Linked DNA regions of Homo sapiens: region 2 is linked to region 1. A link is a loop called in an ENCODE intact Hi-C map of the cell type or tissue named here. Cell type or tissue: heart right ventricle. All regions are shown on one strand.

Region 1 (8,000 bases):
AGCAGGGAAGAGACTAGATGTTGATGGTTTTATATTTTATACAGAGTGGCTAAGAAGACATTTGAGTGGAGACTTGAAGGAAGGGAGACTGGAGGTCATATGGTTATCTAAAGCACAGGTATTCCAGGTAAGGGGAAAAAACAGCAAGCCTAAAACCCTTTAATAAGAATAGGGTTGACAAATTCAAGTAACAGTAAACAGACTATCAAGGTAAAAATAGAATGAGTTGTGGTGTATGTATGTGGAGAGGGAGGATGGTAAAAGATGAAGATATCAAGTGATGTGGGACAGATCACATATAGCCTTCTAGACTGTTTCAAGGATGCTGACTTATACTGTAAGTGAGATAGAAAGAAACCACTGGGGGATTTTGAGCAAGAGTGATATGATCCACTTTGAACAAAGGATCATGCTGGTTACAGTATTGAGACTGGACTATAGTGGAGTTACAACAAATGCACAGAGACTAGTTAGAATGCTATTATTTTTTCAATTTCAGCAAAAGATATTGGTGCCTTGGCTCAGGGTGATAATGATATTGAAAAATGTTAGACCTAAGATAAATTTTGAGACAGAACTACCATAATTTTCCAAGATAATTGGACGTAATTTATGAGAATGTACATCAGTCTTTAATTTACTCATTCTTTATTTTTTTCAAACATTTAATGCAAGATATACACTAAGTGTACAATAAAATAGCACCTGAGATTCACGTAGACTTTTGCCACAAGTCTAACAAATTTGGGATTAATACAGTTATGTCACTTTAGAGACATTTTAATACTTAAAACTGCTACTTCCAAAAAATGGTGATAAATGTATCAGAAAAAAAATTTAAAAAGAACTTGTGACAGTAACTTAAACATAGAGGATTCTGACATAGTCAATACTGAGTCTCTAATTTTCAGGGAAGATATTCATACAAAGAAAAGCCAAGTTTATTTTCCACTAATGGAACCAAAATGCACAAAAATAGATCTATTTGCATGGACATTCGAAATTTGAAACTAGGATTGTAGAATTTTAGCAATCTTTTAAAAGGATGATATTGGTTTTAGAAAACAATAGCCCATCATTCCAGACAACCTGAATCACTAACTTCTGTAGGACTTTTGTTAAGTATTGATTATGATAATGTTGTTGCTAAACTGAATAAGTATCGTGTATTTCATACTAAGAGTAGGTCTGTAAATTTTTCTGTCAACTACTCCTTTTATCTTTAAATAAAGATGTGTTTGTTGTATCTTCAACAGTTTATTTCTTAATAAATTGATCTTCAAAGCAATGTGTGCAAACCAGAGATCTTGTGAAAGATGTCCCATTGAATGCTAGAAAAAAATATGTTGATGATCCAGAAATAAATGATTTGTACCCAACAAATGATTGTTTAGGAGCTGAACTGCAAAGTGACTAGAAACAACTCTTAGGCTCTGGTTCAAGTGTGTCAGAGGACAGGAAATGAAGCTACTGAAGAAGGAACTTTGTCTGCAATGAGGAGCTCTTACTCTGTTACACTCACAAGAAGAGATGCCACACTCAGGAAAATTATACCTGGGCCTATTATTCAAATGATGAAGAAAGATGTAATGGTAATAGGTTATATTGAAGGGAGGCCATGTAGAGGTTAGATGTGAAAGAGAATAGGGTACTTGCTGTTGATATGAGCAGACTCTTGAGTACTGAATGTTGTGGCAGCTCCCAAGTTAAATGAAAACTAATAATTCCAATGCTAAGCTTATCTGCAATGAATTAAAAATTTCCTTTAGAAAATTTTTTTCTAAAGGAAATGTCTTAATTGGACTTAAAAGGAGTGTCTTAATAGGCCCCTTTAGAAAGCAGAGACAAAGATGAAGTTGATAATACATTTGGGAGGTACCAGCCCAGACAGGTGAAAGTAAGGAAAGAAAAAACAAGTGAAACGGAATATTCGAAGCAAAGCAATGTGATATGTCACCATGCCAGCTGTGGCTTTGTGACAAACTGGGAATAGGCAGAAAAGATCTCTCAGCAGGCTTGTCAGCTTCTGGAGCTTCTCCAGAAGGCAAAGAAGTACTGCCATTCAGACTAGTCCACCAAATAAAGTAAGGAAGAAAAATTGATCTTCCCAACTCTGATCTTGCATTTCTCATTGGTCAAGATACAAGCCCTAAACTTTTGGGTTGCATCATTCTGCCCCTCTGTGGCTAAGAAGCCAGAAACTACACTATGCACTGAGATGTTTTATCCAAAACGAGAGAAGAGTGACGACCCCGTGTGGGTACAGGAAGCTCAGGCAAAAGTCAATGGGTGCTATGACAGATAGATGGAATACCTCAAGAAATAGAATTTCATAGAGGAGAAGGTGAAGAAAACAAACTACAACCCCAGGAGAAAAGGGCTAACTACATGCAGCATAAGTACCAGTGAATCCATGGATTGGAGCTAAAGGGAGTCAAGTATATGGCACGATATTTAAATAACATATTTAATTTTAATAATAATTATGGTAATAACAAAGGACCTTTATTCCATGCCCCTTTTTCAGCTTTATAGAATCTTTATCTCTATTAACTGTGAGGAGGAGGGGTTCTGGCTGTTACTAGCAACATGATAGGACCTAAAACTCTAAATTCATGTCTCTTGAGGAGGGTACTTTGTTATTCCCTAGGAGGCTCCTCAAAATGGTCAGGAAGACAACCTTGGATTATACTCTGTATAGAGTAAGATAAGGATAGGATTTTGAAATATGCCTTTTTCAGCTTATTTCACAAAAACTTGATACATAGATTCCCAAACTGACCAAATTAATAAAATAGGATGCCAGTTTATTTTAATGACCATGAGTTTGCTGGGGAATGTTCACATGGAAGCACATCATGTATTTGTTGAAATCATCTATTAATAAAATGACCAATACCATTAATAATCACAAATGATGAAAATAAAAGAAAAGAACATGAACAAGTTTAAGATAGAAAACCTCCCTTGATTTAGAAATTTGTATCATTTAGGAAAGTTGAAGTAATCAACAACTGGGTGAAAACGGGAAAAGTACATCTAGACTAAGTAAATGTTGCAGCATCACAAACCATTTTAATTCCTTCCTTCTCAAAGGTTTCACTATTTCCAGGTTTTTGCTATGAGTAAGTACAATGTGGGTGTTGATGGAAATTGTACTATATTGTCAATCATTGTAACTCTGCTGGAATGCCTTTCTCCAGAATGTCCAGGCATCTTGATAGAGTCAGAGACTGTGCCATGGAAAAGTGGATACTTCTGGGGCAGGGGTGTCCAATCTTTTTGCTTCCCTGGGCCACATTGGAAGAAGAATAATTGTCTTGGGCCACACATAAAATAGCTGATGAGTTTTTTAAAATTGCAAAAAAATTTCATAATGTTTTAAGAAAGTTTATGAATTTGGGTTGGGCCACATTCAAAACTGTCCTGGGCCACATGTGGTCCACAGGCCATGGGTTGGACCAGCTTGATTTGGGCTATAGTTAGGATTTTGCCTTATTTGGGATACTATCCTGAGATCTGCTATTTTTAATATTTCTTGAGGAAATTTAAAATAAAATAGGAGGAGTATGCATTACAGAAACCCTGAGTTTGATACCAACTAAATATGAATAAGCTTTCTCACTTTCACAATATTATTAGGAGGCTGCCTGCGGTTTAAACTTCATCAAGGGCTGATGTGAATATTTTAACTTCAAAACATTAATAATCACTTGTAAAAATCTTTATATGTCTTTTTTTGCTTTTAAACTTTGAACAGAAAGGTTTTTTCTTTTGAAGAAAATGCTTTAAGAGGAAGTATGCATGTCTATTTCATATTGAAAGTAAAACCAATAAATTCATAACCACCACGAAACTAAAGGTTGACTTTAAGAAAAAGAAAAAGTGGGTGGGAGAAATTTAGTGTGTAGCCATGTATGTTTCTCATCTCTTTCCTTTAATTTGACAAGAATGGCAACTAACAAAGAGACCTGTTTGATGGAAGATAGCTTTTAGCCCAAATCTTTGAGATGCCACAAAGCTTTCACCAGCTATTAATGTTTACTTAAATGCCTTTTAGAATGACTTGCTCATCTGGAGTTGCAAAAGAGCAAAGTATTTGAAATATGGGACCTTCTTCTTAAAGTAAATATCCTGTTAAATTGCTAGCTGATAATGGAAGAAAAGTTCCAATTACATTTTTGTGAGAAATATCCATGGCACTTGTACAGCTGACACAAAGGATATTCAATTGATAGCATATCCCTTTCTCAACCTACACCTCTGCACATTTTTATCTTGCTTCTTTAATTGATCTTCCTTCGTGTCTTTTATTCTTTCACCCTCTAGTTTCCCCCATGTGTTTCCTCCTTTTATTTTTCTCCCTTCTTGGGCCAATGACATTATAACACCTAATCTCTATGGTGACTTACATAACTAAACTGTATAAGAAATAGTAGCTGTTTTTCCCTCCAATATATCTCAGTAAATTAAGGAAATGAGTAAGTAGTTATGAATCAAGTAGCACATTTAAGGAGGATGGGAGTTTATCATTTACCATGACTAGCTACTGCTTTTATCCAAATAAGCCTCTGTGAACCAAATTTTAGTCCCCTAACAAAGCAAAATATCAGTCTCAAAATCACTGGAGTTTTCTTTCTTTTAATCTCGAAAATAACCAATAGAGACATCCACTTTATCAACTCTAATATTATTGGGCATTTACTATTGGCTAAAAAATATTTTAAGTGTTTATTTATATAAATACTGTTAATCTTTTGAACAATCTTCTGAGGTAAGTACTATTATAATTCCTATTTTACAGATAAGGATAATAAAGAATAGAAGGTTAAGTGAACTGCCCAAGTCTATATAGCTGGTAAGTGGTGGAGAAGGATTTGAACCCAGATTGTCTGGCTCAAAAACCTCAGCTGTTGACTGCCACACTATATTGCCGCTTACTCCTGTGTTCTTAGCCAGAGACTGTACATAAAAATTAAAATTGAAAATAAACGCTTCAATTATAGCTTCCAAACTGTTCTGCAGACTTGTAGAAAGAGTCTAGTATTGTGTTGTTTGCAGACATGGATGAAGCTCTTTATATTAAGATTGGTGTTTCAATAAACATTTTGTCACTTCATATTTCCATATGAAGATGAAGTAGGATGATCCCTGCTGTGTTTAAAATAAATTCGGCTTCCTCTCTTTAAGTATTTGTATTAAAAAAAAAAAAAAAGGATGATTTGTGTCTGGCAGAGCTGTATACTAGCCAGGTGCTTTTTATGGTTGGGCTTCACATTAAGAAAACATTTGTCACGGAAACATCTGGAAAACAGATCAAGCAGACAGAATTTTACACAAGGGAATCTACTTAATCCAGTTACTCTTTTTTAAAATCGGCCACCCTGTTCATGCCAACTGTATGCATTTGAAAGCATATGAGCTATAAAATGTCTCACACTTAAGCAATCAGCTTTTCATTATTTGCAAATATTTTATCTGCTGGCTGGATTGTGCTCCAAAAATTCAAAGTCTTTCCTTTTTCTACCATCAGTTATGCCCTGAGATAAAGAACTGCTAAGAGTTCTATTTCTTTTTGCCTTGAGAGAAGTAGAAAAGGCAGGGAGAGCTTGATACATGATAAGAAATGGGCTCAAGAAAGAAAACTTCCATATGGAAGTACCTTGAGGTATAACTAAATAGTAACATACAAAGAATAAGAAAGTTAGGTCTGAAACAATAGTTCTTAATTGAGAGTTAGCATAAGAAATGGCTATAGAGGGACCATACCTCCCTCTGATTCATAAATGCGAGGGGGATCGAATAAATGTATATTTTAAAAAGCTCCTCAAGTGATTTTGTTGTAGATTCCTAGTGGACAAAGCATTTGTATAGATTGGTGTTTCAAAAAAAATGCCTAATTATGAGTGGCCTAGGCAGCTAGTTAAAAACACAGGTTGCCAGAACTTTATTCTGGAGAATCTGAATTAAATAAATTCAGAGATGGTGGTGAGGAGGGAAATATATTTTCTCTTTAGATAAGTTTCAGAATCGCTGCATTAAATCAGTGTTATACTACAATGTCCTATAAAATACATTGCAAGAAAATGGATACCTGCTCAACCACTGCAAACAAGAATCTCATCCATTTATTTCCAAACACAAATTAGCACAATAAAGCTTCTTGAAACTCCCATCAATAGCAAAGAAACGTGTTAACATCACTGGACCTACATTTTTACTACGAAACACATTTTCTTATCTGATCCTCTCAATATTTCTGAAGAATCAATGTTCTCAGATCCATATTTTGGCAAATCATTCTAGTTCAAAATATGTATTTGTGTAATTACACCTAACTAAAACTATGCAACAGGCACACTTAGTGCAACTGTATGAAATAGAATAAGGCATTCACTTGAGAATTAAAATAAAAGTTGTAAAAGATAGGCTTTTTTGAGCATTTTAATTATCAAAATATACTCTTTCCACTTAGATATTAGTTCCCCACTGTCCATAGTCTGTGTGCACAACCTGCATAACTTGTCCACAGTGACTCTGCTTATAAAAGAAGAGTAAATTTGGATTTTACTGAAACGCGAATCTCCCTGAAAAAACATTTTCCCTCAGTTCCAATTTCATAGGAATAAGACATAATATTGCTGATATGGAGTCAAAGTCTATCATAGATGCATGCAGGAGTCAAGTTGCAACCATGAGTATATTAGGTGTGAGTCCAATATGTAGACAGGCCAGAGTAAAGCTTATATATGAGTATGCTAGATGTGAGTTCATTACAAGGGAAGTGAAAAGTCAAAGTTGTCAGTGTGGGTATAGCAGATATGCAGAGACTGCCAGTTGCCTCAAAATATTTTTTCCTCCTCCTCTTCTATGGTGATAGAAGCCTTGAATTTTAGCAGGATGAATGACCATCTGGAACAAATTCTGCATTTCCCAGGCTCCTTTGCATGAAGTTTTGACCGTAACACTAAGTGTCTGCTAATGACTTATGAGAACTGTGTTTTCAGATGCTAGGTGACATTCTTAAAAGGACACAAAGCATTCTTATCCTTCTCTTGTTTTCTTCCTACTTGGTAAAATGCAGATGAATGGTTTCATCAAGAGTGGCCACCTTGGAAGATGAAACAAACTTAGGAATGAAGGCTATGCATAAAGGACTCAAAAGAGAGAGCCAGGTGCCTGACACCACAGAGGACTGAACCAAATTTCTCTGGACCATCTGCTTCCACATTTGTTGTAAGAGAGAATTAAACTTTTCTCTCACTTAAGCCACAATTATTTGTATTTTCCTGTCACTCTCTACCAAATTTAACCTTAAAAAACTCAATATGTGTGGCTGATGTGTAAATTCCCAAGCCAATTGTAATTTTTAAAGATTATTTACACTCTTTCCTGCTTTCAATTAGCAATATTAATTAAAACTTGATTTTACTTCTCTAATTCTGTCTAAATTTAAAACAGTTTCCCTATTTTTTATATGCACTAACAGCTGAGTTTCAGGAAAAGACAAAAGCCCAACCTGAGCAGCCATGTAGATTCGTGTAGAACCCTAAATTAAGAACAACAACAACAAAAAAACTTATCTGTAGTATGAACATTATATTCACTTTGAATTTGGATATTTCCTGATTGACAAGGAAGATTAAGATACTCCTATAGGAAGATATTTTTCTAATTTCTTAATTTATATATTGAAATATAGTGAAAATAAGACAAAAAAGTCATACTTAACAATCACACAGCCTTAAAGAAAACAGAGAGCAGTAGCAATCACTAACAATACAGTGTGATAAGCATTAGCATAGATTGCACTAAATACATATTAGTGACTAATAAACTCTAGCACAGATTAAGTTAAACATACATTAGTAAATAGACTAGCAAGGAACATATAACAATATTTCATGTATCTTGCAGATTATATAATAATTTCCCATCTTGTCTACTAACATCTGTAATATAATTTACTTTAATTTTTGTTGCTAATTCTTTATCCCATG
Region 2 (8,000 bases), 220 kb after region 1:
TTTATTCCCCTGCCTTCTTTCACTCTGTGACCCTTCAGTCATTGAGACATTCTACTGATTTGTCTCACATGAACTGAAAACAAGGGGGAAAAAAAAAGATGCCATACTTTCTTGAATTTGGAATTTTAAAATTCCACTCTCCCAAGAGCAGCAGAGAGGACTCTAGTACACAGGCCAGACAATAGATGGGAAAATGCAGTTTACTTAACAGCTAGACTCTTAACCACCTTCATTCTCTAACTCGAAAATCAGTAAAGATTTCTTAGACAGTGGGAAGGAAGGTGAATTGAAAGGGTAGCAAGTCATGAGTCCCTGTGAAAAAGGCTTTTGTCCCTGTAGGAACACAAAGCAATAGCAACACTTACACTATCCTCAGTCAATACTGAGGAAGTAGCAATAAACCATATTACAATTTGCGGTGGTAGGTGACAAGACAGACAAGTCAATACAGCACTGAAGAGCTCCATAGCACCCCAGAAATGCAGAAACAAATGATTCCAGGCTGTCATAAAGTAGCACCAGAGTAGAAGAAGGATGAAAGAGAAGGGACAGAGAAGCAAAGCAAAGGTCATCTGTGTAGACTGAGGCATCATCATGATCCTATCCTTGCATGCTTCTTGTAGCAAACAATTTTGACAATTATGTTAAAAGCATTAAAGATAGATGAATACTTTGACTCAGCAATTTTACCTATAGAACTTTTACTAAGATATTACTAAGGGAGAGTTCAGATTCCAGAAATGCCATGGACAAAAAAAAAAAGTAAAATCTCTCATGCTTTAAAATGTTGAAATTGTTTTAAATGCCTGACAGCTTGTGAGGAAGGAAAAATGTCAAGTATCATAAGTGAATAGGTAATTGAAAGCAGAATATTTTGAGCTGATGGTGAGGCTACTGTAGGCAGGAAGGATAAGGATTTTCTGTCTGTGCGATACAGCATCTTGGATACAAGACAGGGAAGAGAAACTGAGACTAACATAAACCTAGAATCCCCAAAGTGCTATACCCTTAGTGAAAGGGCAAACTAGACAAATATTCTCCCCACCGGCACAGGGAAGTGGAAAGAAAGCTCATCTGTATTACTGTGGGCTATAGAAGGAAAAAGAATAATCCTCAGAGGTTCCAGTTTTGTATCTCACATTGGTTTAGGGTTCAAATTTTCATTACCTATGTAATGTCAGTACCACCAATTGAAGAAATTAATATAAAATTTGTTAATAATTCTGAGGCTTCTTTTGCAGAACACAGTGCAAGCTACTACAAGGTTTTCTGACAGCAGGGAAAAATTAAGCCTTCCTAATGTGTGAGCTAACAATAAAAAATTAAAAGCAAAAATTAAAAGCATATGAGGAAAGAATCTATTATGAGTTAAAAGACACATCTGATTTATAACCCCATGAACATGTTGTAATATCAAGATCACTCAAATAAGATACAAAATAAATGTAAAATTAATTAAAATGTAAAAGAAAAATTGAAACCTTAGGGAAAAAGCATGACATAACGAAACAATACATCTCAGAAAAGAACAAAATATATATTTTAAAAATGCAGTTCCATTGAAATATATACATGCATATGTTATAGAGAGACAGACACATTAATAGGTAGACATAGATAGCTGATAGAGATAGGTAAACAGCAGTCTATATTTAGCTGAAAAGGGGATAATTGAAATGGAAAAAATAGTTGAAAATATCACACAATTTCTATCAGAAGAAATTACGACATAAAAAAGAGATATATTTAAATGTGTTAAAAATATCTAACATTTATCTAAATAGGAGCAAAAGAAAATGACAGAGAGACTGTAGAAAAATAAATGCTTAAGATGACAATAATTGAGAATTATTCAGAATTTATACGTAAATATATTATAATAAAGTAGGAAACAGAAAACAGAGACAGAGAGAAAGAAAGAACAGGAACAAAAGTGAAAGCAAGACAGAGAATAAGAAAGATAGGAAGAGCTAAGAGAGAAACTGTTCAAAACTATGAGAGAGTAGCAATATATTACTCACAAATAAATGGCAATCACTCTTACAGAAAAGCTCTTAGTGATGCTCTGATAAATAAGTTCCAGATATATACCTTTACAAGAGGCAAAAACATAAAGTCAGAGAGTTTTGAAGTCAAAGAATGGAAATGATATATAAAGTAAATGAAAGTTGGTTATATTAATATCAAGCAAAACAGACATACGGACAAATAAAAGAAAAAAATTGGCAAAGCATTACAACATAATGCTAATGCTCTGATCATGTGGGTAACTAACATGACTTCAATATACAAGACATATTTTGGCAAATGTAGCAAATATATATACAGAAAAATATAGTAAAATATAAAGCAAAAATTATGGGGAATTCTAGAAGAAAATTTTACTTCTCTAAAGTTATTGACAGATTATTTTGATTAAAAAGTAAAGTAACAAGAAAAAACAACATCTAGAATATATACTAAGACATTGACATTATCCCAGAAAAGTAAACATATACTAACCATATGATCCAACAATTTTACTTCTAGGTATATATTCAAAAATAATAAAAGCATGTTTTCACACAATGACTTAAACATGAACATTCATAATTTCATGTTTAAGTAATAACCTAAACTAAACTTGGAAACAACTAAAATATCTATCAATGAAATAGTAAATTGGTGTTACATTTATACAATAGATTACTACTCAGCAAAAAAAAAAGATGTATGCAACAACATAGATGCATCTCACAATAATTATGCTAAATTAAAGAAACTAGACCAAAACAGAGTACATTCTATATGAGTCTATTTATACAAAATTCTAGAAAATGCAAACTAACCAATAGTAAATAAAGGAAGCAGATTAGTTTTGCCTGGGGATGGGGGATGGGGGTAGAGGGATGGGAGAAATGAAATACAAAGAAGACAGATAGAAGTTTTTGGGATTGACACATGTTCATTATTCTGATTTTGCTGAAGACTTCAGTGGTGTTTACATATATCAGCACTTACCAAATACACACTGTTTCGGAGTACTATTCAGCAATTGAAAAAAAGATGAGATTCTATCATTTGCAGCAACATGGATGGAGCTGGAGGATATTATGTTAAGTGAAATAAGAGAGACACAGAAAGATAAACTGCGTGTTCTCACTGATTTGTGGAGACTAAAAATTAAAACAATTGAATTCCTGGAGATAGATAGTAGAATGATGGTTACCAGAGGCTGGGAATGGAAGCTGGAGAAGTGAGAAGTGGGGCTGGTTAATGGATACAAAAATATAGTTAGATAGAATGAATAAGATAAGATCTACTATTTGATAGCACAATGGAGTGACCACAGTCAACAACAACTTATTGTGCATTTTAAAATAACTAAACATATAACTGGAATGTTTGTAACACAAAGAAATGATAAATGCTTGACATAATGGATACCCCATTTACCCTGATGTGATTATGCATTGTGTGCCTGTTTCAAAATATCTCATGTAACTTATAAATTTGAGTCTCCCCTGCCTGGTATTCCATCACGCGTGGTCCTGCCATCCTGAGATGTCAGCAGAGCTGGGGTTGGTGTTGGAAACACAGGCGTTCTTCACTTTCCGAATGAGCAGTGGCTTCCTAGAGAAGGCTCATCCTGGAAAGTCAGGGTGGGGCTGCAGGGGAGCTCTCTGGACTTACACTCGGGGGTCCTCAGCCATCTCTGCCTTCAGGTGGCACCAACAGGATCAAATGTTAATTTTTTCTCATGGCTCAATGACCACTTTTTCCCAGGCTACTTGGCTTTCTTGTGGCTTCCCACGTTTCTTATCTGCATCTGCAGTAGACACAAGTTTATATCTATACTTTAGAAGCAGACAATGGAAGGAATAAAACCACATTCCTCATTTATTAAAGGGAATAAAATTAAATGTCTTACTATAAAAAAAAATAAATAAATTTGCGTACCTACTATATATCCACAAAAATCAAAAATAAAAAATGGTTTAAAATAAAACAAATTTGAAATTAAAAGACTACTTTTAAATGTGACATTTATTGTCAGTTTTACCTCAATAAAGTTGCTAAAAAATTATAACTGATTAATAACAGCTCTACAAATCATAATGTGTCATATCCAGCAAAAATACTAATCAGAAATTCATACTTTTAAAAGAGCATAATAAAATGAGAAAGGGACTAAAAATTAATGAGCTAAGAATCTGCTGAAGAAGTTAGAAAAATAAATAATATAAACCCCAAAAGAAAAATCACAAAGGATAGGTTATATATTCAAAGGAAGTAGAAGGAAAAAATATAAGGTCTGCTAATATTAAGTTTTAGGAAAGCAGTGAGAAGCAAGAATTCTTGTACATTACTTCCGAAAGTGTTATTTGGAATAACCATTCAGGAAGAAAACTAGCTGAAGTGAAGTTAAAGATATGCATATCCTCATTTCCTCCTAAATCTGTTTACCTTACAGAAGTTTTGTGCTGTACATGAGGATGCATATACACAGATATACTTGTGCATATACAAATAATGCAACATTGTTTGTGACAGCAAAATAATTTGAAAATGTAATTGTCTTTAAATATGAGTGGAAAAATGAAAGTTCAGTCATGAAACAGAACATTATATAGCAGTTATAGCTAATAATATAGATCTATCAACATGGATAAATCTCTAAAAAATGATGTTGGGCAAAAACTCAAGATGCAAAAGGAAATGTACAATGCTGGTGAATCGTTTTTGCTTTTTGTAGATAATTAAGTATGTGACAAATGTTCAGGGTCATTGATGGGAATGGCACACACTTTCTTAAGGACAGTGGGTACACGTGGGGAGGTAGGGAGGACAGACTTCAGCTGAATTTGCTAAATTTCATTTCTATTTATTTTTTAACTCTGTAATGTAAATTAAATATGACAGAATAGATACAGGGTTGTTATATATCTATATCCTGTAGGATATTTTAAATTATTCAAAATTAAAATGTTTAATTTAAAAATATTTAAAAGGTATGCATAAATGTGTAACTATTAGAATGTTCATTGAGCATTGATTTTTTATTTTAAAAGAAACTAGAAAGAGCATAAATGTCTAATCATATGGAAATTATTCAATAAACTGTAGTACGTTAATAGAATAAGATAATAATCATGCATTAAAATAATATAGTTAAATAATACTTGATAACATAAAATATGTTAAAAATAAAATAATAAAAAATAGATTAAGATAACTGAGTACTATATTATTCTATTACTATACTATTCTAACACTATTAGAATAGTACTATAGTATTCTTCATGACATGTTTGTATATACGCATATCTACACACATGCAAAACCATGTGGAAATAGTTATAGAAGGAAAGTGATCTGTTTCCTCAGGATCGAGGGCTTTTTCAGGACACAGGACTTTCAATGCCAAAACCACGAAAGTCTCAGGTAACTGAGACAGTTGACCACCCTATCCGGAAGATGCTGCATAAAGAATGAAAACGAGCAAAGTAAAATTTTAACTCAAAATATGGCACAAGATGCAGTTGGAATTCCCTTACTGTGTGTGGGGAAACTAGCTATAATTTCTGCAAGTTGAGAACATAAAAAGGCTAGTTCTGGTGTTACCTGATAAGAACAGATAGAGTTTCTCATCAATTTTGTGAGCATAGCTGGACAGGTCAGAGAATATCAGAGCTGGAAAAGACACATCTTTTCACAACTCCTCTCTTTAGAGATTAAAAAACCAAAAAGTATGTAAAACAGTAGTTTACAACAACTGGTAATTTAGCCCTCAGGAAACAAGTGGCGATGTCTGGAGACATTTTTTATTTTCACAGTTGAGGGTGCTACTGGCATCGCACTGGAAGAGGTCAGTAATGCTCCTAAGCATTCTAGAATACAGAGAACAGTTTCTCACAACAAAGAATTACCTAGCCCAGAATGTCAATAGAACTAAGGTTGAGATACCTGGTTTAAGACATTTCCCCATTGATATCACAACTAGATCCTGCCAAAGAAGTTTCCATTGTCCTGACCTTGTTCAGCATTCTTGTCACTATGTAAATTTGGAGGGCTGTTCTCTAAATGTCAAGCATAAAATGGACCTTTCGATTATTTCATTTCTTCCTGGATATAGTTTATATATACCACTCTCCACTTACACTTCTTCATTCTTTTGGGTATATTTGTATCACTCTCCTGAGTTAATCCATTCTAGACAAATATTATTCTTAAAAAACAGCCATCCATCAAGTCTGAAAAAAAATAAAACCTCGTCTGAAAAACAAATTGGTTGCAATTGTAGATTCATCTGGTTCCTTGATATATATCTGTAATGCTGATTTAGTACTTCTGATAAGCATTTCCCCAACTGCATCTTTTTAGCAGCATTAGAAATAATGGCTAAAAGAAATGAGTCTTTTCATTTGCAGTATCTACATTTGGAGAGTATTTTAAATCAAATTGATTGCTAGGATATTTGTAATGTCCAAATGTTTGATTGCTTTGCTGTGTACCATACAGAAAAGTAGTAACACAGAGGCATGCCATTAAACAGCCTTGTTGTTTTCTTTCTTTTTCTTTTCTTTTCTTTAGTTTTATGAAGCTGCAATTAATAGAAGTAATTTAGCAGCTGTTAGGAGAAACTGCCTAGGATAGTTTGTGTATGTATCCAGTGCTAGAGAATTTTTGCTCTGTTGTAGATCTTTATCTATACTTAGTTGTGTTTAGGATTTATGACAAAGCCGTGTGTTAATATCTCGATTATCATTCTGGTAAGAGAGGAAGCATCGTAGTTTCCTCTTAAGAGAGAATAATAACCTAGAGAGATAAGGAATATGACCTTGAAGTGTTTTTGTTCATGCATCAAGACTCAGTTCATGCATAAGTATGCTGAGGGAGTAATCAAGGTGGCTGTTTCTGTCTTCCGTGACTGCTGGGTGTTATTACCCAAATCAAGCACATTAAAGACATTGTGGAGGACATAGGAAAAGAAATGAGACTTTAAGTATATGCCTAAAAGGTATTTTTAACTTAAGAGTCTGTCTAACAGGGAATCATTTTTCTTTTGAGGAGCAATGGATGGTCAATATCAGTTATTTGCCAGAATGTAAGTTAAAAAGAGTGTGCCCTAGGTGGGCACTTTTGAAGATAATTTTGTTTTTGAAAAAATAAAAATTATTTTACAATTATTCTACATACCATCAAGAACATTGCTCTGTTCAGATACTATATGACATCAAAGCATTCCAAGTATTGCCAGAATTTAGTGCAGAGATGCAAGTTTGTGAGTGATTAATAAAAACCTCTTGGCTTAAGTAATAGAGAAAGTAATGAGAAAATATCAACACATGAGTTTAGCAAAATAAAGGCATTTAATCTTATCTAGACACTCAGAAATTATTTGGCACAATCTCAAGTTAATCATTCTGTTTACAGGAAAAAGAAGCTTTTAGTACAAAAGAAATTTTTTCCTCTTAATAAAGTGCAAAATAAGAAAACAATTTTTCTTTTGTCCAATCATTGGAATGATTGGAATAAGGAAATGTGAAAACCCACTGAAAAAGAATCTGGCTTTAAAAAATGGTACCACTGAGTGTCCCAAAGTTTGTTTCTCTTGATGTCTTGAGATTTCAATGTGTGCCAGAATAACTGGGCTGTGGCCAAAAATTCAGGCTAGCATTGAGATTCTTTTCTACTGCTGTGAAACTGCACCAAAGAGTGCAACTACAGGGACTCTGAAATGTGCTCTCACTTTGCTATTGTAGGAATATTAATAGCTGATTTCATAACCATTCATTGCCTTCAGAAAACAGGTACTTTTTTTCTATCAAAGACCATTAAAAACAGTCATAACACACATATAAATACAAAATAACTTGTTGGTTATAGCAGCATACTTTGGATGTTCATGCCTTCCAAATCTCGCGTTGAAATGTGATCCCTAATGTTGGAGGTAAGGCCTGGTGGGAGGTGTCTAGGTTGTGGGGGCAGATCCCTCATGAATGGCTTGGTGCCCTTCT

Evidence for each region. Peaks named below come from ENCODE experiments on the same cell type or tissue, not always from the same donor. Only the 100,000 strongest peaks of a DNase experiment are listed, where the experiment ranks them.
Region 2: it touches region 1 in a loop (2.4-fold over the local background); 2 of 110 quality-filtered maps call a loop at or near these places.

What each region holds. Positions count from the first base shown.
Region 1 is chr12:90,511,836-90,519,835 of GRCh38, reverse strand. No RefSeq gene overlaps it. Among named protein-coding and RNA genes, the nearest start is that of LINC02822, 78 kb to the left of the region's middle. In heart right ventricle, no CTCF peak of the experiment used is centred here; no DNase peak of the experiment used is centred here.
Region 2 is chr12:90,291,165-90,299,164 of GRCh38, reverse strand. LINC02392 (long intergenic non-protein coding RNA 2392) reads right to left here and starts at 5,847. Exons shown (of 3, transcript NR_135018.1): 1 at 5,605-5,847; 2 at 3,673-3,808. In heart right ventricle, no CTCF peak of the experiment used is centred here; no DNase peak of the experiment used is centred here; H3K27ac peaks cover 2,448 bases.